Regions from separate parts of the Homo sapiens genome. Here region 2 is linked to region 1. A link is a loop called in an ENCODE intact Hi-C map of the cell type or tissue named here. Cell type or tissue: natural killer cell. All regions are shown on one strand. Links, peaks and the distances in the headings refer to the core of each region. The heading gives the core; the rest is flanking DNA.

Region 1 (12,402 bases), core at 3,959-11,958:
GAGGCCTCCTCAGACACGTGGAATTGTGAGTCCATTAAACCTTTTTTTCTTTATAAGTTACCCAGTCTCGGGTATGGCTTTATCAGCAGCATGAAAACAGACTCATACAATAAATTGGTACCAGTACAGTGGGGTGCTGCTGTAAAGATACCCAAAAATGTGGAAGCGACTTTGGAACTGGGTAACAGGCAGAGGTTGGAACAGTTTGGAGAGCTCAGAAGAAGACAGGAAAATGTGAGACAGTTTGGAACTTCCTAGAGACTTGTTGAATGGCTTTGACCAACATGCTGATAATGATATGGACAATAAAATCCAGACTGAGGTAGTCTCAGACGGAAATGAGGAATTTGTTGGCAACTGGAGCGAAGGCCACTCTTGTAATGTTTCAGCAAAGAGACTGCCAGCATTTTGCCCCTGCCCTAGAAATTTGTGGAACTTTGAATTTGAGAGAGATTATTTAGGATATCTGGTGGAAGAAATTTCTAAGTGGCAAAGCATTCAAGAGGTAACTTAGGCGCTGTTAAAGGCATTCAGTTTTATAAGGGAAGCAGAGCAGAAGAGTTCAGAAAATGTGCAGCCTGACAATGCAATAGAAAGGAAAGTCCCATTTTCTGAGGAGAAATTCAAGCCAGCTGCAGAAATTTGCATAAGTAACAAGGAGCTGAATGTTAATTGCCAAGACAATGGGGAAAATGTCTCCGGGACATGTCAGAGGCCTTCATGGCATCCCCTCCCATCACAGGCCCAGAGGCCTGGGAGGAAAAAATGGTTTCATGGGCGAGGCCCAGGATCCCTGTGCTGTGTGCAGTCTAGGGACTTGGTGCCCTGTGTCCCAGCCACTCCAGCCATGACTAAAAGGGGCCAAGGTACAGCTCAGGTCATGGCTTCAGAGGATGCAAACCCCAAGCCCTAGCAGCTTCCATGTGGTGTTGAGCCTGCAGGTGCAGAGAAGTCAATAATTGAGGTTTGGGAACCTCCACCTAGATGTTAGAGGATGTATGGAAATGCCTGGATGTTCAGGCAGAAGTTTGCTGCAGGGTCAGGGCCCTCATGGGGAACCCCTGCTAGGGCAGTGCAGAAGGGAATTGTGGGGTGGGCACCCCCACACACACAGAGTCACCACTGAGGTGCTACCTAGTGGAGCTGTGAGAAAGTCACCATCCTCCAGACCCCAGGATGGTAGATCCACCAACAACTTGCTCTGTGCACCTGGTAAAGCTGCAGACACTCAACACCAGCCTGTGAAAGCTCAGGAGGGAGACTGTACCTTGCTAAGCCACAGAGGCAGAGCTGCCCAAGACCATGGGAACCCACCTCTTGCATCAGTGTGAGCTGGATGTGAGACACGGAGTCAAAGATCACTTTGAAGCTTTAAGATTTGACTGCCCCGCTGGATTTTGGACTTACGTGGGGCCTGTAACTCCTTTGTTTTGGCCAATTTCTCCCATTTGGAATGGATATATTTACCCAATGCCTGTACCCCCATTGTATCTAGAAAGCAGCTAACTTGCCTTTGATTTTATAGGCTCATAGGCAGAAGGGACTTGCTTGTCTCAAATGAGACTTTGGACTGTGGACTTTTGAGTTAATGCTGAATTAAGACTTTGGGGACTGTTGGGAAGGTACGAGTGGTTTTAAAATGTGAAGACATGAGACTTGGGAGGAGCCAGGGGTGGAATTATATGGTTCAGCTGTGTCTCCACCAAAATCTCAGCTTGAATTGTAGCTCCCATAATTATTCCCATGTGTTGTGGGAGGGACCCAGTGGGAGATAACAGAATCACAGGGGTGGTTTCCCCCATATTGTTCTCGTGGTAGTGAATAAGTCTCACAAGATCTGATAGTTTTATAAAGGGAAACCCCTTTCACTTGGTTCCCTCATTTTTTCTCGTCTGCTGCCATGTAAGATGTGCCTTTCATCTTCCACCATGATTGTGAGGCCTCCCCAGCCACATGGAACTGTGAGTCCATTAAACCTCTTTTTCTTTATAACAAGAAAAAATATCAAAATACCCAGTCTCAGGTATGTCTTTATTGGCAGCATGAAAACAGAATAATACACTCGTGCTGGAGTTCATCTCTTTCCTCAGTGTGGGACACTTAGATCCTGTCTAATTTTTCACTAGTGTAAGCAGGGCTGCTGTTGATATCCTGGTGTGGAACTTTGGTATCAGAAGCTAGCCTCCATTTCTGGCAGCTGGAGAGCCAGTGAGATGGCTTCAGGCTGGCCTGGCCCCAGAGGGGTGGGCATGGCTCAGAGTTCATCACAAATGTGGCTTCCGTGTCCTTGCTGGAAAAATCAGCACATCAGACCAAAGCTCAAAACTCGCTTCTAAAACAATATTCTGTGGTCAGGACTCCGCAACAGCATTTTAAATTTATTCACAAAATCTGGAGTAGATGGTTTTGGAAAGCGTTTTGGTGAATGGTCTGTATTCAGCCTTAGATCTACCAAATATTTCAAAGACGTTCCTTGCAGAAACCCATGAGCTAGCCACTCGAGCAGGAGTGTTTACTCCCAGGCTCACTCAAACAGAAGACCTTCCCACTCGAGCAGGAGTGTTTACTCCCAGGATCACTCGAACAGAAGACCTTCCCACTCGAGCAGGAGTGTTTACTCCCAGGCTCACTCGAACAGAAGACTTTCCCACTCGAGCAGGAGTGTTCACTCCCAGGCTCACTCGAACAGAAGACTTTCCCACTCGAGCAGGAGTGTTTACTCCCAGGCTCACTCGAACAGAAGACTTTCCCACTCGAGCAGGAGTGTTTACTCCCAGGCTCACTCGAACAGAAGACTTTCCCACTCGAGCAGGAGTGTTTACTCCCAGGCTCACTCGAACAGAAGACTTTCCCACTCGAGCAGGAGTGTTTACTCCCAGGCTCACTCGAACAGAAGACTTTCCCACTCGAGCAGGAGTGTTTACTCCCAGGCTCACTCGAACAGAAGACTTTCCCACTCGAGCAGGAGTGTTTACTCCCAGGCTCACTCGAACAGAAGACTTTCCCACACAAGCCCTGGAGCCAGTCTCTTGGTCACCCTTTGGGTCTAGGGGAAGTGAGAGGTGGTCCTGTTCCTGGAAGAGGGGGTCTCTACCCCAAGAGAGGCTTCTCAGATCTCACACAAGAGGGAATTCAAGGCCAGTCACAGAGCACAGTGAAAGAGGCACGTTTATTAGAAATGACTCTGTTACAGAGCAGAAAGCAAGCAGAGGACACACCAACTTCTTTTTCCATTTTTCTTACACAGAAGTCTTGTCTGCAAAGCGAAGTGAAGCTGTGCATATGTGCAGCTGAGCAGAGAGCATGACAAGGTTTATCATTCTATTGGTTTAAAGAAAACCATCCTTGACATTTTAGTGTGTCAGTCATCATAGCATGACTCTTACTATCTTGAAAGCATAGACCTAATTATGGGTATTGGACGTCTGGACTTTCTGTTCTTGGAGTTTGCTTTGCAGGCATCACCAAGCTGCTTCCTTAGCTGTAAACATCTTAGGACCATGGCTTGTGTGTGGCAAGGAGTGTGCCTTGCTAGTTTAAGACGGTGCTGATTTTAAAATGGTGTCACCCTGGCTCCTCTGGACTCCTGCCTCGCTAACAGTCCAGTGACTGTCCATGGGGCTGCTAATCAAGTCCACAGCAGGAAGCAGCCTCTTCCCTGAGCCTCCCAACCCCCCAGACGACTTCTCCCCTGGACCTTCAGGTCCTAGGATCCAAACACCAGAGACGCACAGAGGCCTAGAGCTCCATGCTGTGCTGTGGCCTGCTTGGTCTGACCAGCCAGGCCCATAAATACTGATGGATAATCACAAGGGTAGGAGGGGAGTGGACAGGGAGACAGGTGTCACTCAGTCTACAGATTGCCCAAAAGGAGCATCAACGCCAAACCCGAAGTATTTACCTGAACCCAGAGTCCCAGAGTCTCCTCCCCTGTGACTTCTCCTGAGACTTGGGGGTGGTCCGGCCCCCTCCATCTCCAGCGAACACTCTGAAAATTTGCATCTGCCCACAGCACTGCCCTACGTGAATGTGTTTGGGGGCTCCCTTCCTTCACAGGACCATCCGGACACTGTGGCCTTGCCTGCGGCCCCTCCCCACCCGGCGCACCTCCCCCACATCCCCGCAGACCTTCCACTGTCAATGTCTGCCACTCCTTTCTGTCAATGTCTGCCACTCCTTTGCCTGGGGGTCTCCCACACTGCCCACCCCTCATCCTGGAGACCGCCAGGGGGCCCCTAGGAAGCACGTCTTGGACCCTGAGGTGATGTCACAACCTCTGTGGTGCCCCTGCACCCTGGACCATCTTCTCCGCCAGCTCCCATCACCCTTGCTGCGTCTGCCTCTGTCCATCGCTTTCTGTGATTACAAGTCCTTGGTGAGAAGTGCCACTGTGTGTGTGGAGATGTGGGTACAGAAAAATACCAAAACATCTGGGTGGGGTACAAGGAACAGGGTCAGGGGAGAAGCCTCACTCAGAGGTGAGAAGGGTGAGGCCCAGGGTCTCACCATCCCAAAGGGGTCCAGGGTTGGGCTCCAGGGTGCAGCCTGGACACCGCTTACATGTGCAGGTGTTGGCACCTGAGGTTCCACGCAGGAATTCAGGTTTGCCTGGAATAACCCCCGGCTGCCTTGTGGGAAATTAGATTAATTAAGAGAGGCCATGTGACCTGCTGCCAGTCGGCCCAAGGTGAGCTTCCAGGCCGTCTGCAGGTAGCCCTGCTCAGTGCTCCCCACGTGTTGTCCACAGTGCCTGCTGCCGGCAGGTCACCAATATGTCATTGCTGAGTGAGCAATTTGAGCACGGCACTGTCAGGTGCAGTGGGGCCTGCATCTGTCAGATCTGCAGGCTGGGGTGCGGCCAGGGTGGGGAGCTGTGGCCGCCCGCCCCAGCCTGACCTCCGCTCCACACACAGGAGGGTTTGGCCTTCCCTGCAGGCTTCCTCCTGAGCTCTGCTTTTTTTCTGCTTTGGAGTCTTCACGCTCAAGTTCGTGCTTTCCCTTACAACCAGGAGGACTCCGGAGGCCGGGCCGCAGCAAAACTTGCCTGTGGGTTTTATGAGAATTTACATAATCATCCCTGGTGTCACCCCCAGGGCGACTGCACTGATGATACAGGCTGTCTCCCTGGCTTGGCATCTAGCAGCACTTAAAGAGAGCCACGAAGTTTACAGCAGGGACTGAGCAGGCGGAGTTCTGGACTGAATCATCGTTTCCAGTTAGGAAGGGACTCGGGAGGGACCGGTCAGCAAGGCCTCAGCCTTGGCTTCTGTTTTTCTTTTGATGAAAGAAGGCAAGGCCGAGCCTCACAGAGACAGGGTGAACCTTGAACCACTCAGGGTGGCCAAAAAAAGTCTTCATGGAATCCTCCAGTGTATAAATGATCCTTTCAAAGCCTTCCCAAGGCAAGTGAGGCTGGACGGGGTTTTCTGCACCACAGTCCAAGCCTCCTCCTCCCCTGCTGCCTGGCTCTGACGGTGGCTACAAGAAGCTGCAAAGGCACCAATGGTTTGAAAGAGATTTAAAAGTAAAAAATCAGACAAACTGAGTGATTAGTTCCCAGAAGTAAGCACCTGGACGGAGAGAGGGAGCGGGAGGTAAGAGCTCCAGGGAGGCAGGAGGCCGCTGGTGGCAGCGCTCTGGGTCTCTGAGAATCTCAGGGAAACATTGGCGCTGACCCTTGTTGTGCGGAAGGCGAAGCTGCACCCCCAGGTGCATATTCCACTCTTATTCCTAGGAAGGTGGAAACCCCATCTGTGGTGGTTTAGGGCGACCGGTGCCTCGGAGTCTGATTTTCCCTTGGGTTTCAGGGCAGGGCGAGGTTCCCAGCTCCATCTGCAGCTGTAGCTTTCCTAGCCAGCCCGTCCCGAGAGCACGTCCAAGTGTCCATCCCGCCGTGGGTTCTGCCTAATTCTTGAGTAAACGGCTGCCATTTTGATGAACATCATTTGTCCTTATTGCTGTGGGGGTTTCCTGGCTTTTAGCAAATATTTACTCAATTTATCAACTGCACAATACAACATCGCCATTTATGACACTATTATTCTGCTCTCACCAGGGGTCTGGCCTTTGAAATGTAACCTCCGTGTATCCAGGGATTTCTCACTGAGCTTTAACATTTTACCCCCAGATAGTACTTGGCCCTGGAAACACGAAAGGCGGAGATTTGACTGTTATAAGGAGGAAAATAAATCTTTTTTTCAATTTAAAAGATGAATTCAAGTTAACAGACCTAGAAACGTTGGCTGAGCCTCCAAATGGAGACATGTGTACCCGCAGTCCCAGGCCATAAATAATCACGGCATCTGGCTAGCGAGCACCCAGTGCTATAAAGAATTATTGGACCATAAAAATAAGCCTTCAGTAATGTATAAAGAACCCCCACAACTCAACAACAAAAAAACAAACAGCTCGATTCAAAAATGGTCAAAGGACTTGAATAGACAATTTCTTCAGAGAAGACATACAAATGGCCAATAAACCCATGAAAAGATGCTCACTATCACAGGTCATTAGGGAAATTCAAATCAAAACCACAATGAGGTGCCACCTCACAGCCATTAGGGTAACAAGTATCAAAAATAGAAGACAGCAAGTGCTCGGGATGTGGAGAAACTGGAGGATGTGGGGACACCGGGACCCTTTACATTGCTTGAGGGGATGTAAAACAGGGCAGCCGCTGGGGAAGACAGTGTGGCGGCTCCTCAAAACCTTAAAAATAGAACTGCCATATGACCCAGCAATTTCACTTTTGGGTATTTCTCAAAAAGAACTGAGAGCAGGGACTTGGGCAGATGCCTGTGCACCCGTGTTTAGGGCAGCCTTATTCACACCCACTAAACATGGTCCAACCCAAGCGTCCGATAACGGATGAACGCATAAACAAAATGTGGTCTATCCATACGGTAAAGCATTATTCAGCCTTTAAAAAAGGAAGGGGATTCTGGCACCTGCCACAATGCGGATAAACCCTGAGGACATTATGCTCGGTGAAGTAAGCCAGACACAAAAGGCCCACGATGGTATGGCTGTGCTCAGAGACTGACGGTCATCAGATTCACAGAGACAGAAGGTAGAAGGGGGTGGGGGATGGGGAGCACTTGCTTAAAGGGACAGAATTTGTTGGGGAAAATGAAGGGGTTCTAGGGTGGACGATGGTGATGGCCACACATCATAGTGAATGCACTTAATGCCACACAACTGTGTACTTAAAAATAGTTAAAACCACTCATTTCACGTTAAAGAGCCTTCGGTGACAGTCTCAGGTGAGCTGATGTCATGAGCGGGAGACAGTGAGGGTGTGGACGTGTGGTTCATGGTGCAGCAGGGTCAGCCTTGGGGACCCAGAAAGCTGCACCGAATGTCGCCTCGGAAAAACGAAACAAAGTCAGGGCTCGCCCTCCCTTAAGTCTCCTCTTTCTGTTCGGACTTCACCTCCACCCTGCCTGTGTTCCTAACTTTGAAAGCTGTGGTGGGCGTGGGGAGTGGAGGAGCTGGGTGCCCCCCCGACCACCTGCCAGCCCCAGCTGGGAGCAGAGGCCTGAGGACGCGCACTGAGGGGCCAGGCGTGACCTTCTGCCTGTCATTTTTTCCTCTCTTCCTTTTTTTTTTTTTCGCTTTTCTTCAAGATTTTATCTTTTTGGAGCAGCTTTAAGTTCACATCAAATTACAAGAAAGGTACAGAGAGCTCCCACATACCTGACCCCCCAGAGCCTCTGCATTTCCAACAACGCCCAGCAGAGGGCGAATTTGCTACAGTTGATGAACCCACAGTAACGTCATTATCACCCAGAGCCACAGTTTTCATTAGGGCTCCGTCTCAGTGCTGTACGTGACGTTCTCATGGGATCTCTGGGGTGCCGATTTTTCCGGCCGGAAACCTCTGTGGCTGCAGCGCCTTTGCCAGAGCTCTTGTCCTGCGTCTAGGAAGAATGAGGTACGCAGACAAGTGAAGCGTGAAGAAGAAAAGTTGTATTTAGTGTCAGAACAGCTCAGAGGAGTGGGTGGCTCCTCTCGTAGGCAGGTCGTCTCTCGAGTGTTCAGCTTTCAGCAGAGAGGAGGCCCCAGAGAGGGAAGCTGCTCTCTGCAGGCAGGTCATTCAGATGTCTCTGCAGGTCTCTGAAGCTCTCAGCAGAGAGGGTAGCTCCTCTCTGTGGACAGGTTGTCTTGCCTTCTGCTGTTCTCAGTGGAGAGGGTACTCCTCTCTGCAGCTGGTCATCCCATCCGGTCGTCTCTCTGCCCTCTGTCCTCTTCATCCTGTGACCCTTCTCTGCCCTGCTCTGGCTGAGCCCAGAGCTTGTATGGACCTCTGAGGGGAGGAAGTGCATGCCGATTGGTCCATAAGTGGTCATGGGTGGGCCCAGAAGAGGCATCAAGAGTCCCCACTCCTGTCTGCAGCACTGGCAGCCCAGCCCCCAGCCTTCAGGCCCTCGCTGGCCTGAAGGTAGGGCCTTCCTGGGGACCTGCCCCTTCTACCCAGAAATCAATCTGCCTCCCACGGCCCTTCATGGCCCCTGGGCTTGGCCCCAGCCCCAGCTCTGAGATCGGAGCAGGCGCTAGGAGTGGAGAGAGGCCAGGCAGCAGAAGACACCCCCGAGCCTGCAGGGATGTGGTAGGGGGGGTCCTTCCTGGGGCCCCTGAGGGTGTAGGCTGCAGAAACACCCAGGTCCTGTACCCGGGAGGGCGGCCACAGCTGCACCTGGGAGCTCCCACCAACTCGGAAGGGGCAGGGCTCCTACTTGTCCCTAGCTCCTGCCCGCTTTTTGGAATAGGAGGCCCAGGTTTGCAGCCGTGGGTGCCGCAGCTGCAGCTGTACCCGGGAAGGCAGATCTTGCCTGTTCCCAGCTCCCTCAAGTGCACAGGGAGGCTCATATCCACAGCTGCAGTTTGGGCAGCTTCGTAGAGCAGGAGGCCTGGGTCTGCAGCTGTGGTTTGGGCAGGTGCAGCAGCACGGGGAGCACGGACAGCTCCCTTCCGAACTCAGAAGGGGCGGGGCACCCACTGGCTCCATGGAGTGTGAGGCCCCAGCCACGCTTCCCTGCTGCAGGCGGATGATGGCAGCAGCCACTGCTGTCAATGTAGGTTTGGCTACATGTGTAATGACACACATCCTCCATTATAGTATCATAGAGTTGTTCCACCGTCCCAAAAATATCCTGTGCTCCACCCATGCACCTCCCCTCCGTGCTCCACCCACGCACCTCCCCTCCGTGCTCCACCCACGCACCTCCCCTCCGTGCTCCACCCACGCACCTCCCCTCCGTGCTCCACCCACGCACCTCCCCTCCGTGCTCCACCCACGCACCTCCCCTCTTTGCCCCTCCTGTCTTCCTTCCCAGCTATGTAAACCCCTGACTTTAGCCGGGAAGGCGGGACGGATTTGAGTTTTGACTCCTGTCTCTCCAGCTGACACCGCCTGTAATAGAATAAAGCCTTCTTCCCCGGCAACTCTCTTTGTCTCAGAGACTGGGGGCTTTTTGTGCAGTGGGCAGCATGACCTGGACAGAACCCCTGGTGTTCGGGAACAACTTGTTGGAATTGTTGTTGGTATTGCATTAAATCTATGGATGAATTTGTGAGAAATTGACCTCTGATGATAGTGAGTCTTCCTGACCATGAATATGGAATATCTCTCCTTTCATTTAGTCCTTCTTTGACTTATTTCATCAGAGTTTTGTAGTTTTCCTCATATAGCTCTTGTACATACTTTGTTAGATTTATACCTCAGTATTTCATTTTCAGTAAATGGTATTATGTTTTTATTTTCAAATTCCACTCGCTCATTTGTAGTACATAGGAAAGCGACTGACTTTTACATATTAGCCTTGTTTCCTGCGACCTTGCTATAATTGCTTATTAGTTCCAGATCTGCCTTTCTTTCAGAGTCTATGTCTATCATGGCTCTGGGGTGTATTCTTAGCCCAACTTTACAACAAGCATCCTCAGTTTCTGCCTTGGTTCTTCTGACTATGGATGAGTATCATAAGAAATGAGATATTCACAGCTGGGCAGCCTCTTCTGTTTTAAAAATGTCCAACAGAGCTAAGAAGTCTACTAAGTTAACATGATTCCAAACAAAAGGCCAAAGAGGTCCTCATCCCACCCCCCAGGAAACTTAAAAATAAATTCACGGGAGGCTGAGGCAGGAGAATCGCTTGAACCCGGGAGGTGGAGGTTGCAGTGAGCCAAGATCGCACCACTGCACTCCAGCCTGGGCGACAGAGCAAGATTCCATCAAAAAAATTAAAGAAAGAGAAACCTGGGTGCCGCAGAGCCCCGAGGCCGGGCGGCCTTGCCTGCCTGGAACCCCCTTGGCGGCCCCGCGGGCTCCTCCCCACCCGCCTGGCCTCCCCCATCTCTGCGTTCGGGGCCTCCCCGGCTGCCCCAAGGCGCGTCCGTCCCCAGCAGGCAGCGCGTTTGCCTTCCCGTCCCTCCCACCACCCCCCCATTCCTGGCTACCTCGCCCCCCTCAAGTTGGGGCCGCCTTGGGGTCTTCGTTACTCCCGGGACGTCTCAGGCCGTTTCAGCCTCCGTTTATGGATGTTACCTTGCTCTGGAATGTTCTCCCCAGGGAACGCCCTCTCGCAGGGCCTCGGCGGCACACCCTCTGGAACCTTCCAGAATCCTCCGGAAGAGTCAGCAGAGCTGACTGCGCGGAGCGAGTGGCTGAAAGGAGGGCGGGGAGGCGGCCGCTCTCTATCTAAGAAGTGGCGGGTCTGGAGGGTGCGCGAGGGCAGGGCCGGGTGCCCAGGCCCCACCCACGGGCCCTGCGCGCCTGGACATTCTGTCAATGCCGGGAACGCGGAGGGCGGGCGCTGGCATCGGCCCTGGGAGGACAGGCGCTCCCGGAGCTCCAGACGCCAGGCCAGACCGCCGGGGACAGCGCGGGGTGCAAGGATGGGGGGCACAGAGAGGCGGGTGGGGGGCCTGGGCGAGGGTGGGGGGCGCGGAGAGGCCGGTGGGGGGCCTGGGCGAGGGTGGGGGGCGCGGAGAGGCGGGTGGGGGCCTGGGCGAGGGTGGGGGGCGCGGAGAGGCGGGGGGGGGGCCTGGGCGAGGGTGGGGGGCACGGATAGGCCGGTGGGGGGCCTGGGCGAGGGACCGCGCCTGCCCTGAGACTGAGCCGGGCCTGAGCGAGGGTTCCGCCGGGCGCCTGCAGTCGGGCAGCCTCGTGGCGCCCCAGCCACGGCCTCTGCACAGCACACATCTCCATCTGAGATGCAGAAACGCTAACCGGGTCCCTGCCACACGTCAAACGTCGGCGCGGGAAGCCACGGGCCTCCTCAGGCCGGAAAGGAACAGCCCGCCCCCTACTGTGCAGAGCGAGGCTCCGCGGCCTGAGGAAGGGAGACCTGCCTGGGCGCTGAGCTCACAGGCTTCTAGGCACCTTCGGAGGCCGCTGAAGAGCGGGGGTGGCGCGAGCTGGCGGTCACCGGGAAGCCCCGGTTACCATGGCAAGGCGATGGGTGCGCGGTTACCCGGCGTGCAGCCTCGCGAGGACACCTGGGCCACGGACGCGCCGCGCCCTCGGGGAGCCGGCTCCGGAGGCCTCTCTCTTCCTCCTCCTCCTACCCCTAATGACCATGGATTACTTTTGAAATGGAAAAACGGTAAACCTTTTCTAACATAAGTCACACTTATAAAGAAAGCATCTGCTAAAGAGGACGTGTTATGTCATGAAATGGGGGGCTCTCATCACGGCGGGGGTCAGGGAAGGTCCGCTAGGGCTTTAGCAGAAGAGATTAACCTGCTGACTACCAGGCGCCTTCCAATACTAATATTCTGAGATTTTAATATATTTTATATTACCATAAAGATCTTGAGTGCTTTAGAAATAATACTAGGTAGCTGAGCACAGTGGCTCACCCCTGTAATCCCACGGCTTTGGGAGGCCGAGGTGGGAGGCCCGAGGCCAGGAGGTTGAGACCAGCCTGGACAACATAACATCCCATCTCTACAGAAACCCACCATTTCATTAAAACATTAGCGGGGCATGGTGGCAGTGTTCGTGGTCTGGGAGGCTAAGCTGGGAGGATCACTTGAGCCCAGGAGTTTGTGGCTGCAGTGCACCATGGTCTCACCACTGCACTCAAGCCTGGGCAACAGAGCAAAACTCAATCCTACTGCGTAAAGTAGAAATACCATTTCTGGGCCGGGCGTGGTGGCTCACGCCTGTAATCCCAGCACTTTGGGAGGCCGAGGCGGCCGGATCACGAGGTCAGGAGATCGAGACCTTCCTGGTTAACAAGGTGAAACCCCGTCTCTACTAAAAAAACCACAAAAAATTAGCTGGGCGTGGTGGCAGGTGCCTGTAGTCCCAGCTACTCCGGAGGCTGAGGCAGGAGAATGGTGTGAACCCCGGGGGGTGGCACTTGCAGTGAGCCGAGATTGCACCACTGCACTCTGGCC
Region 2 (12,402 bases), core at 2,624-10,623, 160 kb after region 1:
GAGGCATCCTCCCACTTAGACTTCCTAAAGTGTGGGGATTACAGGTGTGAGCCACCATGCCTGGCCAATATTACTAGTACCTTGATTTTTACCATACATACATTGGTGCTTGGGGTTTCTGAACTTTGGACTGGTATTTTGCCTTGAACAAGATGTATCTGTACATCCCAAAGGCTGTACTTGTTTTCATAGTGTGTCGTTGACAACCGTGAATTCATGGCAGAGTGGAAACATAGGAAAACATGAATTAAGGAGATACTAATTTCCTCACCTCACCTTTGTATATATTCACTGACAGCTTTTCTTCTTACTGAGTAAAAACTGAAGCTGGATATGGAAATGAGATAAGAGTATTAATACTTTGAGAAACTATATGTACTGTTCCTGATTGAGGCTATTAGGATGTGACAGATGGCTCTCACTTAACTGTGATAATTCTGTAAGTTTGGTCCTACAGCTTTAATATAAACAGTGTTGTTATTCTTCACTTCTTTTCCCATGAACAGTTATGTTCCAACTGCTTAGGGGAAAGGCCTGGCAGGCTGGATGAATTGAGGACAGGGCTTTTTGTTGTTTAAGTGTCTACCCTGTGGTAATGGGCCCTGGACCATTAGACTACCCTGGGTGAAGAAGAGAAGATTTATTTATTTATTATTTCATTTATTTATTTATTTTTGAGACGGAGTCTCACTCTGTTGCCCAGGATGAAGGGCAGTGGCATGGTCTCGGCTCACCGCAACCTCTGCCTCCCGGGTTTAAGCGACTCTCCTGCCTCAGCCTCCCAAGTAGCTGGGAGTACAGGCGCCCGTCACCACGTCTGGCTAATTTTTGTGTTTTTAGTAGAGACAGGGTTTCACCATGTTGGCCAGGCTGGTCTCAAACTCCTGACCTCAGGTGATCCACCAGCCTTGGCCTCCCAAAGTGCTGGGATTACAGGCATGAACCACCGCGCCCAGCCTTTTTTGTTTTTTAAAGAGAGGCGGTTCTCGCTGTGTTCCCCAGGCTTGAACTCTTGGGCTCAACTCTTGGGCTCAAGCGAACCACCTACGTGAGTCTCCCAAGTAGCTGGGATTACAGTTGCATGCCACCATGCTCAGGGCTGTGAGGAAGATTCTTGAAGAGTTTTTATAGAGATTAATAAGGGCAATTTTTCATTACTATTTTTATTTATTTGAAAATATTATCTCTTCATAGGATAAAGTCTGACTCTATCCTGCTTTTACTATTGCCAATAAATGCTGATTGTATGGCTGCTATGGATAATACTGTCACGGATAATACTACTTAACTGTTCTGACAGTTGGTCTTTTATTACCCTCATACTTGGATTATTGAGAATTAAAGCATATTAGCTTCCTTGGTTATGTTGTTCTGTACTTTTGTATACAAACTTTCTCTGGGGAGAGCTTTCTTCCCATTGCCCTTCTGGGAAGTTCAGGAAAATTTAACTCTAGCAAAAATATGGTATGTATAGTCTAAGAACTAAATGAACAGAAGAAAATAATGCACTGTGATCTCATGTAAAGAAAGGGCAAATATTTTTTTATTCTCAGTGTTAATCATTGACTTAATACTTTAATAAAATATTGTGAAGACTTGTAACTGAAAATAGTTGGCATAGCTAATTCAGGAGCCACAATTTAGCTATTTTAAACAAGTGCTTCTTCAGCACCTGAATCCGAGTGGTCATGTGGTTGAGGAAGTGTTGGAGTCCTCATCGTAGCTGCAGATAGGATGAGGATGCTGCTTGGGTTTCTTGTTCACACCCACACTGCGGCTGAGACACAGAAGGGAAAGGATGTGACCGTTGTTGCTTCAGTTCTGTGGTCTGAGAACCTCCTTCAGTTAGAACATTAATGCCCCAAGATGGCTAAAAATAAAGCAGTAAATATCAGGTTTTTAGTTTAAGCTAAAAAATAGATTTAAATTTAGGATATATGCAATCCATCAGCCTGTATGTTGTGGATTTAGTAAAATTTCTACTTAAGATTAATATTATTATCATTCTACATTTAAGGATGGGAGGGTATAGAGCTAGGACTGAAATATAAATAGTTTATATGGATATATACACTTAAAACATAATATATTTTATAAGTACGTATTCATAAATGTAAACTTCCATCCTGTGAAGATCAGTTATGGAATAGTGTTATTGTTAGACCTAATGAACCTATGATCGTTTCTGTAGGCTTTCATGATTTCCACATTGGTCACAGCCTTTAACCTTGAAGTAGACATTCTGAATATACTAAAAACCATCAAACTGTTTACTTTAAATGAGTGCATTGACGAGTATGTGAATTATGTCTCAATAGCACTGTTAAAAAATATAGACATCAGGGCTGGGTGCGGTGGCTCACACCTGTAATCTCTGCTCTTTGGGAGGCCAAGGCAGGTGGATCACGAGGTCAGGAGATTGAGACCATCCTGGCTAACACGGTGAGACCCCGTCTCTACTAAAAATACAAAAAATTAGCCGGGCGTGGCGGTGTGCGCCTGTAGTCCCAGCTACTCGGGAGGCTGAGGCAGGAGAATGGCATGAAACTGGGAGGCGGAGCTTGCAGTGAGCCGAGATCGCACCACTGCACTCCAGCCTGGGCGACAGAGCCACAGTCCGTCTCTAAAAAAAAAAAAATCCAATGTCTTTTTTTTTTTTTTTTTTTTTTTTTTTGAGACAGAGTCTCACTCTGTCGCCCAGGCTGGGGCACAGTGGCACCATCTCGGGTCACTGCAACCTCCGCCTCGCTGGTTCAAGCAATTCTCCTGCCTCAGCCTCCCAAGTATCTGGGACTACAGGCGCACACCGCCACATCCAGCTAATTTCTTTTGTATTATAGTGCAGACAGGGTTTCACCATGTTGCCCAGGCTGGTCTTGAACTCCTAAGCTCAGGCAATCCGCCTGCCTCAGCCTCCCAAAGTGCTAGGATTACAGGCGTGAGCCACCATGCCTGGCCTGAATTTCTTTTAATAATGGATGAAAAGGTGGTCAGTTATAGTGCAAAGTGAGGTACACCTTTGCTTACGGAATTCTAGCTAAAACTGTAAAAGTTTTTAAGGAATATTGTTCTAACTTAAGTTTGGGGGTATTTACATTTTAAAGGAGAGTTAATGAAAGGGTTAGGTATATGAATTTTAAAAACTAGGTAAATATTTTTAACTTAAACCTAATAGTACTTTATTTTTTGAGCTGGAGTCTCACTGTGTTACCCCAGGCTGGCCTCGAACTCCTAGGCTTGAGGGATCCTCCTGCCTCAGCCTCCTGAGTGGCTGGGACTACAGGTGTGAATCATTGTACCCAGCTCTAATATTACTTTATTTTTATTTATTTTTTAATTTTATATATTTGAACATTTTTTATACTTGTAGTAGAGCCGAGGTCTTGCTATGTTGCCCAGGCTGGTCTCAAACTCCTGGGCTCAAGTGATCCTCCTATCTCAGCACTTCTGAAGTGCTCTGATTACAGGTGTGAGCCACCACCTCGGGCCTCTAATAGTCCCTTAAACACGGATGCTATACTATATTGGCTTAAACAAATATTAATTTTAATTGCATAGCAATAGAAATCATGCTTCAAAAATATAAAAAACCGAAATCTGTTTTTCCGTGAGTTATTCCAAAGTCTTAACTGTGATTCAAGGTATCAGTATATAATCATCACATATGTTTGAGTAGTTTAGCTTATGGATTGGTTTGTTTCATACTGGGTACATTCTATCAGAACATAATTTTATCATGTATTATAGAATACATTGTGGTCTTTTGTCGTCTCTTGCATTTTGTTATGGTTTGGCAAGTCATTATCTTTTTTAGTTTTCATGACGATTCTGTCTCAGAGGAATTTTATTTCTTCATTTAGAGATGTAAGGACCCACTCTATGCAGATGATTGTGCCAACACAAGTGTAAGAAATCATCCTGTCTTCATATTTACACTCTGCTCAGAGTAGTTAGAAGAAGCACCTGGGAGGCGGGCTGTGGTGATGGCTCCAGTGTCACGGTGGCTCAGAAGAAAGGAGCAGGGAGGGTTTGATGGTAACTAAGGGGGCGTGTTATAAATTTACGGACATGCTAGGGAAGAGATTCTACTCTTATTGAAGGGCATGGCCTTACGTTCAGTGGCAACAGCGCGAGCGGCCGTGTGGAGGACAGTTGCAAAGGCAGATTTCTGGGCCGTCTCATCTGGAGGGAAATGCATGGAAGTTCTGATAGGGTTGTAACTCCTCCACCTGGTAGAAGGCTGCACTCAGCTTGGGACTTACTCTGGGCCCAGCAGTGAGGAAAGGAAGTGGTCCCACTAGACCCCAGCCCAGGTCCCCATGACCTGGGAGGAGTAGAAGTGCTCCTTCTGGATGGCTGGCCCAGGCCCTCAGGGCAGTTCTGATTTACAGGATGCAGGGACGTGGCTGGGATTACTGTCGTGCTTTTAAGACAGAGTTTGGACATGATGGGGGTGAAAGTAGTGATGTGTTCAGATCTAAGCTTGTGAAATCAGAAAAGGAAAGCTACTGTGTAATGCAGTATACTTCTATTCTTGCTGTAGCTACCAGAAAACTCACAGCCAAAATTATTGCTGGATTGTTGGGCCCTGTACTACTGTAATAGCCGGGAGTACCCATCACACTTTTCTTCAAATAGGCGATCTTCTTTTACTCTCAATGATCTTATTGTTCCTTGAACACTGAGTCACCTCCTGTTCTTTTGGAATTGGGTGGGGCATAGTTCTTACACAGATGGTGAATATGTTAGTAGTTGTCTTTTGCATGGGATCATTTTTTCCATAAAGCATGTTTTATTTATGGAGGTTTTTCCAGAGTCTTTCTTCCTGTCACTAATTTCTTTTCTTCATTTATTTTTCTTAACTGTTTTTAAAGTTCTATAATGTTTGTTAAAGCAAACTATTTATTTTTGTGAATTTTTTCCTGGATCGCATTTTAAGAAACTAGTCCAATTTATATGTAAGCATTAAAAATGAGTCTTGATGAATTTATGGACATTTATTAGGCATTTGCTATGTTCTAGGTACTGTGTTAGGTGCTAGTGACACAAAATGTGTGTAAGACAAGGCCTTAAACTCAGAAATTTACCAGCCGGCAATAACACAGCAAATCTGTTTAATCCTAGCATTAGTCATAGTATGAATTGGTGGGTTTTTTTCAATTATTTTTATTTATTTATTTTTTGACACAAGGTTTTGCTCTGTTGCCCAGACTGGAGTGCAGTGGCACAATCATGGCTCACTGCAGCCTCAACCTACTGGGCTCAGTCACCCCTCCCGCCTCAGCCTCCCCAGTAGCTTGGGCTACAGGCATGCGCCACCACGTCTCACTAATTTTTAAAATTTTTTGTAGAAGGGAGGTTTCTTACCCAGGCTGGTCTTGAACTCCTGGGCTCAAGCGATCCTCCTGCCTCTACTTCCCAAAGATCTGGGAGGGAATACAGGCGTGAGCCACTGCACCTGGCTGTTGTTATTTTTTTATCTGATAAAAGTATTATTTTTATTGTGTTCAACATGTTTTGAAATATGTATACATTGTAGAATGTGCTAAATCAAGCTAATTAACAAATGCATTATGTCACGGGCTTACCATTTTTTGTGGTGGAACACTAGAAAATCTACTCTTAGTGACTTTTTCAAGAATATATTATATTGTTGCTAACTATAGTTACAGTGTTGTACAATAGATCTCTTGAACTCATTCCTTGTAATTGAAATGTTTTATCCATTTGTTAATATCTCTCTAGACTCTCCCCCATTCTTTTAGTAAAAATAATACATGTTCACTTTTTTAAAATCCAAGAAAAAATATATTTAAAAGATCATCCATAATACCAAACCATCCATAATGGTAGTTGCTAGTAAAGTATAAATTGAATGGGGTTTAATGGATTACGGCAGTGTCTAGATGAAAGTATCAGTACAAAGTAAGAAGCACATCCCACGTGCACTTGTGTATTGCAGCAGCAGTGTCCTTTCGGATAACAGCTTCAGTTTTGTGCTTGGTGATTGCGTGCTGGAATTAGTGATAACCACACCAACAGCAGATGTGGAAATACTAATATGATGGTTTTCATTATGCTTTCTTTATTACTTGTAAAATTGTCATTGAAACTGAGTTTCTTTTTTTTAATTTGTTCAGTTACACGGTGAAGTCCCCCTTTATCTTTCTATATTTAATGAACATGTAGTTGTATTTTTCTTCATTTCTTATGTTATGGCTAGACAGGTTTCAAAAACATTTTTTTCTGATTTAAAGAAGAAAGTATGCTCATTGAAGAATAAGCTTTGGAGGAGAATAAAGAAGAAAAACGTTACCTGCAATTCTACTAACTAGTGATAACATTACATTGGCAACATTTCCGTGGATTTTGTTAATGTTTTAATGATATGTTTGGATATATGGGTGTGTATAGTATCCTCCTTTCTTAAATGCTATATTATGGATAGTATGTTATTCTTCAGAAATATGACTTTGACTATTGCAGTATCATCTGTCTTATGAAGCTACCAGACTTTATTTAAATGATGTCTGATAGACATTTGAAAAACTAGATTGTGAGATATGATATAATGAGAAGAGTTAAAAATAGAATTTGAGATATTTAATTTTCTGCTCTTTTTAAGTTATGAAAACGTATTTACTTGAGCTATTTATTAGATCTGTGTCTAGGATATATGAATTATTTTTGAACTCATTAGACATGATAATTTTGTAAGCAGAAGTCTGGCCTTGGAAGGCAGTGTTTGTTTTTGCATGGTATGTTGTTAAAAGACAGAGGATTTATCCCTATCTCTTTTTGTCTGAATAACCTTTGGAAGAAAGCATTCCCTCCATAATGAGTCACAACTTCAGATTGCTTTTCTTCCCCTGTGCTGTGTTGGTATATTAAAGTTTGCTAACAGTTACAAGTATTTTTAACTGCCATGGTTTCGTGTAGCACAATTGAGTAATGGCTACTTTGAGGTTCCCATGATGATTTGTTGAATTGGTGTGTCCTTGTCTGGACATGACCAGTCATGTGGCCAGGGCCCGTGCGAGTGGGGCTGCCCTTCTGTGGGGTGTGCTGAGGTGTGGCCACCGGCCTCTGGTTAGCTTTGAGGCTCCCACCGTCTCGCAGAGCCCACAGCTCAGGCTCTGGCTCTGGTGGGTGTGGGTTGCGCCCTGAGACCCACCCCTTCCTAACTCCCTGCCCTTGGGTGAGTCAGGTCCAACTCTTAGAACCTTGTTTCCTCTTTGGTTTGATGGGGGTTGAGCCTGACTCTGTGCTGTGGTTGTGAGGCTGGAATGCGGAGAGGCCAGTGAACACACTGGACATGGGCGGGCAGGGAGGCATGTCCTCGGGTCAGCCGTCTGAGTCACAGGCCCAGAGATGCCCAGCTGTGACCAGTGCTCCGCTTGCAGGCAAGTCCTGGTGTGGCCTTTGCCACCTCCCTCCCCCACCTCTGCTGAAATGGAACAGATGAGCCCTGGGGTTTTTCTTTGTTTCTGTTCCACCGTGGTTTGTTTACGCTGTTGCTAAGAATTTATCTACCATAATGCTTTGTTGTTATTAACACTTGCAAGTATGTGTGCCGTAAAATTTCACTTTCTCTTCCTCTCTGTATATCCCTAAAATAATATCCAAGGAGCCTACAGTGGCACTCCTCTTCCTTGCCTTGATTTGCTCTGTATCTTCCTTAAAACAAATATTGTTCCAAGGACATGGCTAATCTTTCTTGACTCCACTTCCAGGAGTCATCCTGATGCCATAGATAATGATAGTTAATTTTACATTTTGTACATATAACATTTAATTATTCTAATATTCATTAACTTCCTTTTGTGAATAAGTGCTGGTTAGTGACTAAAAAGTGGGGATTTGAAAGTGCACATCCTATTTCGGGGTCAGTTGTAATAGTTTAATTTTAACGTGTATTATATGTGGAGTTGTTTCCTGTCTGAGGGATTGATATGTTTTAAGTTTCCCAGAGTAAGGTAGATCTGTAGAAAATAAATCCAGTGATTTGGGAGAACATTATCTAACTTCATGCCATAAATATTATACTGGAGTACCTATTATATGCTAGTTTTTGATTATGCTGCTCACATTTTGAGAACCAGTATCAAATTGCTAAAATTATTAATCTGAATGATACTTTCACCTTCCATTTTCTTATGAAACTTTGTTATATATTTGTTAAAGCATTTAGTTTAATCTGTAAACCAAAAGTATCTGAGACAAGTCTCAATTAATTTAGTATTTTATTTTGCCAGGTTTAAAGGATGCTGGTGACATAGTCTCAAGACATTTGCCCAAGGGGGTTGACCTGTAAGTTTTAGGGATACATAAGACACCAATCAATACATGTAAGCTGTACATTGGTTCAGAAAGGTTGGACACCTGGAAGTGGGTACATTGGTTCAGAAAGGTGGGACACCTGGAAGCAGGTACATTGGTTCAGAAAGGTGGGACAGCTGGAAGCGGGTACATTCGTTCAGCAAGGTGGGACACCTGGAAGCAGGTTGGTGTGGGGAGCGCTCCAGATCATAGCTGGACTCAAAGATTTTTCTGATTGGCAATTGGTTAAGTTACTGTCTAGAGACCTGGAATCAATATAAAGGAATGTCTGGATTACCTTGTGGAGACCAAGGTTTTATTGTACAGATGAAGCCTCCAGGTAGCAGGCTTCAGAGAGAATAGATGGTTAATGTTTCCTGTCAGACTTAAAGAGTCTGTCAGTTCTTCTGTCAGTTCTGTCAGTCTTAAGTCTGTGTCATGGTAATGAGGTGTGTCCGATGCCCCACCCCCTCATCGTGGCCTGAAGTAGTTTTACAGGTTAACTTTGGAATGCCTCTGGCAGAGAGGAGGAGCTGTTCAGATAGTTGGGAGCTTAGAATTTTCTTTTTGGTTTATACTTTGTACCCAATTTGTAAAATGTTATATAAAGCTGGTGTTGATATTTATACACAATTAGAAGTGAATTGCCTACTGAGATCATTAATTTATTTCATTTGTGCTACAAATCTTTAAATGGCTAGTAAGTGCGTACCTAAAATTTGTTAACACCGTCTACATTAATATCTGAGTGCTAGACTTTTGAAACCGAAACTCCAAATGTAATCCAATACAAAGTAACAATACTCTTCCTACTTATTTTTTCACACATATAAAGATCTTGGAATTTATCCAGTAACTAGTAGAAAGAATTGATTTTACTTAATCACAAATGGTGCTGTGTGTGAAGCAAAGTTTTAAAAGAAATGCTCCGTAGATGTCAACGTGAGTACTGGAGCAGGAGGGAAAGGATGACATGGTTGGTGCATTAGGGCGCCTGTGACAAAGTGCCATCAACTTGGTGGCTTCAGACAACACTCTTATCTTTTAAGGGTTCTGGAGGCCAGCAGTTGGAAATCAGTTCCTCTGGGCTAAAACTGAGGGGTGGGCAGGGTGTGCACTCTGGAGGCTCCTGGGGAGAAGCTTTTCCTGCTTTTCTTGCTTCTCAGCCACATTCCATGGCTGCAGGCCCTTCTCCCTTCAGAGCTGGCAGCTGCTTTCATCCTCATGGGGCCATTCTGCTTTCTGTTTTGTCAAATCTCTGTTCCTCCCTGTTTTCTTTCTTTTCGTTAGACAAGGATTGAGGCTGCAGTGAGCTGTTTGCACCTAGGCTGGAGTGTGGTTGTGTGATCATAGCTCACTGCAGTCTCGACCTCCTGGACTCAAGCAACCCTTCCACTTCAGCCTCTCGAGTATCTGGGACTACAGGCCTGTACCACCACACCCAGCTAATTAGCTAATTTTAAACATTTTTTGTAGAGATGGAGTCTCACTGTGTTGCCCAGGCTGGACTTCCTCCGTTTTTAAGGATACTGGAGATGGCATTTAGGGCCTTATGGATAGTCCTCCACCAGCGAAGATCCTCCATTTTACCACATCTGCAGCGTTCTTTTTGCCATATAAAGCGACACTCACAAATTCCAGGGATTAGGACGTGACCATCTTTTGAGGGCTGTTACTCAGCTTCCCACACTACCCTGTTTCTTGGAGTATTCAGGAGCCAGGAAGGCTTAGTTCCAGCACTTTCCCCGTGCCGTAACATCTCAGAAATCAGATTTATTTTACAAGGGTGTATCACTGTTAATGGACTGTGCTCTTAGTGGCACATAAAGTGATGGTGCAGCTTATAATTGATCACATCTTGGATTCAATACTAAGGTTTTTTTCCATTTTTGGCTGTAGTCCTGGTGTCTGAGGTTGGATGTGGTCTTTCAGAGGTGGGATGAGGAGGAGCTGTGCAGTGGGAAGAAGGGTTAGGAACTGTGGGAACTGAGATGACCACAGGAAGCAGCACCATAAGTTACACAAGTGGAAGAGTTGGGCTTGATCCCTAGACACAGGGCAGCATCCAGATATCCACTAGAGGGATGTGTCCCAATTTAAAAGGGGGGTTTAGCAAGATACATTTGGCAGGGATATCCAGAGGGACTGGGGACACATATCTAAGCATGAGGGGGAAGGAGTGTGCCTGAATGTCAGGGGAATAGCTTTGGGGAGGAAGGAAGATAGATGAGTGAGCCAGGAATGTGAACAACCACCCCAGGGTGTAGAAATGATGGCTGGAACAATAGGAGCAGTAGTTTGAGGCTGGGGCTGCGGTGGGAGATTACTTCAGTCTTTAATGTTGGTGTAAGAAACCCAAGGAAGTTCCAAGAGGACTCAGCCCAACAGCAGCCAGCACCTCCCTGGAGAGACAGGAGACAGGCAAGCGAGAGGCGGAAGACCGTGTGGATAGCTTCACAAGGGAGCTGCCTCTCTGCACTCGGAGGAGTGTAACAGAAAACCCGTGAGAAAACAAACGGTGAATGTGCTTAGCACTCATTGCAGGCTCTCTTCTAACTCTTTACATGGAAGTCATTTAAACCTCACAGCTAACCCGCCACCTTTGTTTTACAGGTAAGGAAACAAGCTCTGCTAATGTCAGAGGTGAGCAAGGCAGCCCTTGACCTGTGAGGTCTGTGCACTCCCTTGCATTCTCTGCTCTCTCCTCTCTCTTGATGGCAGTAGGGGAGGAACTGGGGATTTGGCACCATCTAATCTAGTCATTTTTACAACCCCAAGAGAATTGCATGTCATTTCCGCTCTTCAGAGGAGGAGCTAAGGTCTGAGAGACCCTGCAGTCACCCCAGTACAAGTCAGGTGTACCCGCCTGGCCATACTCAGTGCCCTGGGAGCTGGGCCCAGCCCATAAAACCTGTGCTTTGCAGAAGGCACCAGAGACACCAGGGTGGTGGCAGGTTACTGTTTCTAGAAGAGCAAAACCAATGCAAGTGAATAAGCCACCACCTTGTTAGCCAGTGGGAGTTTCTCTGGGTGTTTTAAGTTTATATACTGTTAGCATTCTTAAATACGTTAGGAGGTGACAGCCAGACTGTGATATATTTTTAAATGTTTCACATCTGTGAGAGTAATCGGGACGAGTAACGTATATTTTTAAATGTTTTAGATCTGTGAGGGTAATCGGGACGAGTAATGTATATTTTTAAAACGTTTTTGATCTGTGAGAGTAATCGGGACGAGTAACATATATTTTTAAAACGTTTTTGATCTGTGAGAGTCATCTGGACGAGTAAGGTATATTATTTCATATATATATATATATATATATATATATATATATATATATATATATATATATATATATAATTTTTTTTTTTTTGAGACGGAGTCTCGCTCTGTCGCCCAGGCTGGAGTGCAGTGGCGCGATCTTGGCTCACTGCAAGCTCCGCTTCCTGGGTTCATGCCATTCTCCTGCCTCAGCCTTCCGAGTAGCTGGGACTACAGGCGTCCACCACCACGCCCGACTAATTTTTTGTATTTTCTAGTAGAGACAGGGTTTCACCATGTTGGCCAGGATGATCTCTGTCTCCTGACCTCGTGATCCACCTGCCTCGGCCTCCCAAAGTGCTGGGATCACAGCGTTAGCCACCGCGTCTGGCCTGAGTAACATATATTTTTAAAATGTTTTTGATCTGTGAGAGTCATTGGGACGAGGAACGTATATTTTTTAAACATTTTTGATCTGTGAGAGTCATCGGGACGAGGAACGTATATTTTTAAAACGTTTTTGATCTGTGAGAGTCATCGGGACGAGGAACGTATATTTTTAAAATGTTTTTGATCTGTGAGAGTCATCGGGACGAGGAACGTATATTTTTAAAACGTTTTTGATCTGTGAGAGTCATCGGGACGAGGAACAGAGGTGCTCTCCCTTGGTCTTTGTTTCCTTCTTACTGTTAACACGTTTTGTCTGGGATGATTTTCCTCCTGCCTGAAAAACTTACTTTAGTATTTCTTTTAGTGCAAGTCTACTAGCAATGGATTTTCTCAATTTTTGTCTGGAAAGGTATTTATTTCCGTTTCACT

Evidence for each region. Peaks named below come from ENCODE experiments on the same cell type or tissue, not always from the same donor. Only the 100,000 strongest peaks of a DNase experiment are listed, where the experiment ranks them.
Region 2: it touches region 1 in a loop (8-fold over the local background); 8 of 110 quality-filtered maps call a loop at or near these places.

The regions. Positions count from the first base shown.
Region 1 is chr7:158,972,571-158,984,972 of GRCh38, reverse strand. LOC124901795 (a long non-coding RNA gene) reads right to left here and starts at 10,672. Exons shown (of 2, transcript XR_007060626.1): 1 at 10,456-10,672; 2 at 3,151-8,305. RefSeq lists enhancers at 8,150-8,199, 8,210-8,329, 8,271-9,011. In natural killer cell, for the core only: CTCF peaks have their summits at 7,515 and 7,717 (motif pointing right); DNase peaks (open chromatin) are centred at 7,752, 8,992 and 11,342; H3K4me3 peaks cover 752 bases; H3K27ac peaks cover 1,408 bases.
Region 2 is chr7:158,813,567-158,825,968 of GRCh38, reverse strand. All of the region lies in intron 1 of ESYT2 (extended synaptotagmin 2), which reads left to right. Among named protein-coding and RNA genes, the nearest start is that of ESYT2, 9.7 kb to the left of the region's middle. RefSeq lists an enhancer at 7,394-7,553 and a silencer at 10,597-10,891. In natural killer cell, for the core only: no CTCF peak of the experiment used is centred there; DNase peaks (open chromatin) are centred at 4,068, 5,978, 7,468, 8,748 and 2 weaker places; H3K4me3 peaks cover 1,024 bases; H3K27ac peaks cover 5,521 bases.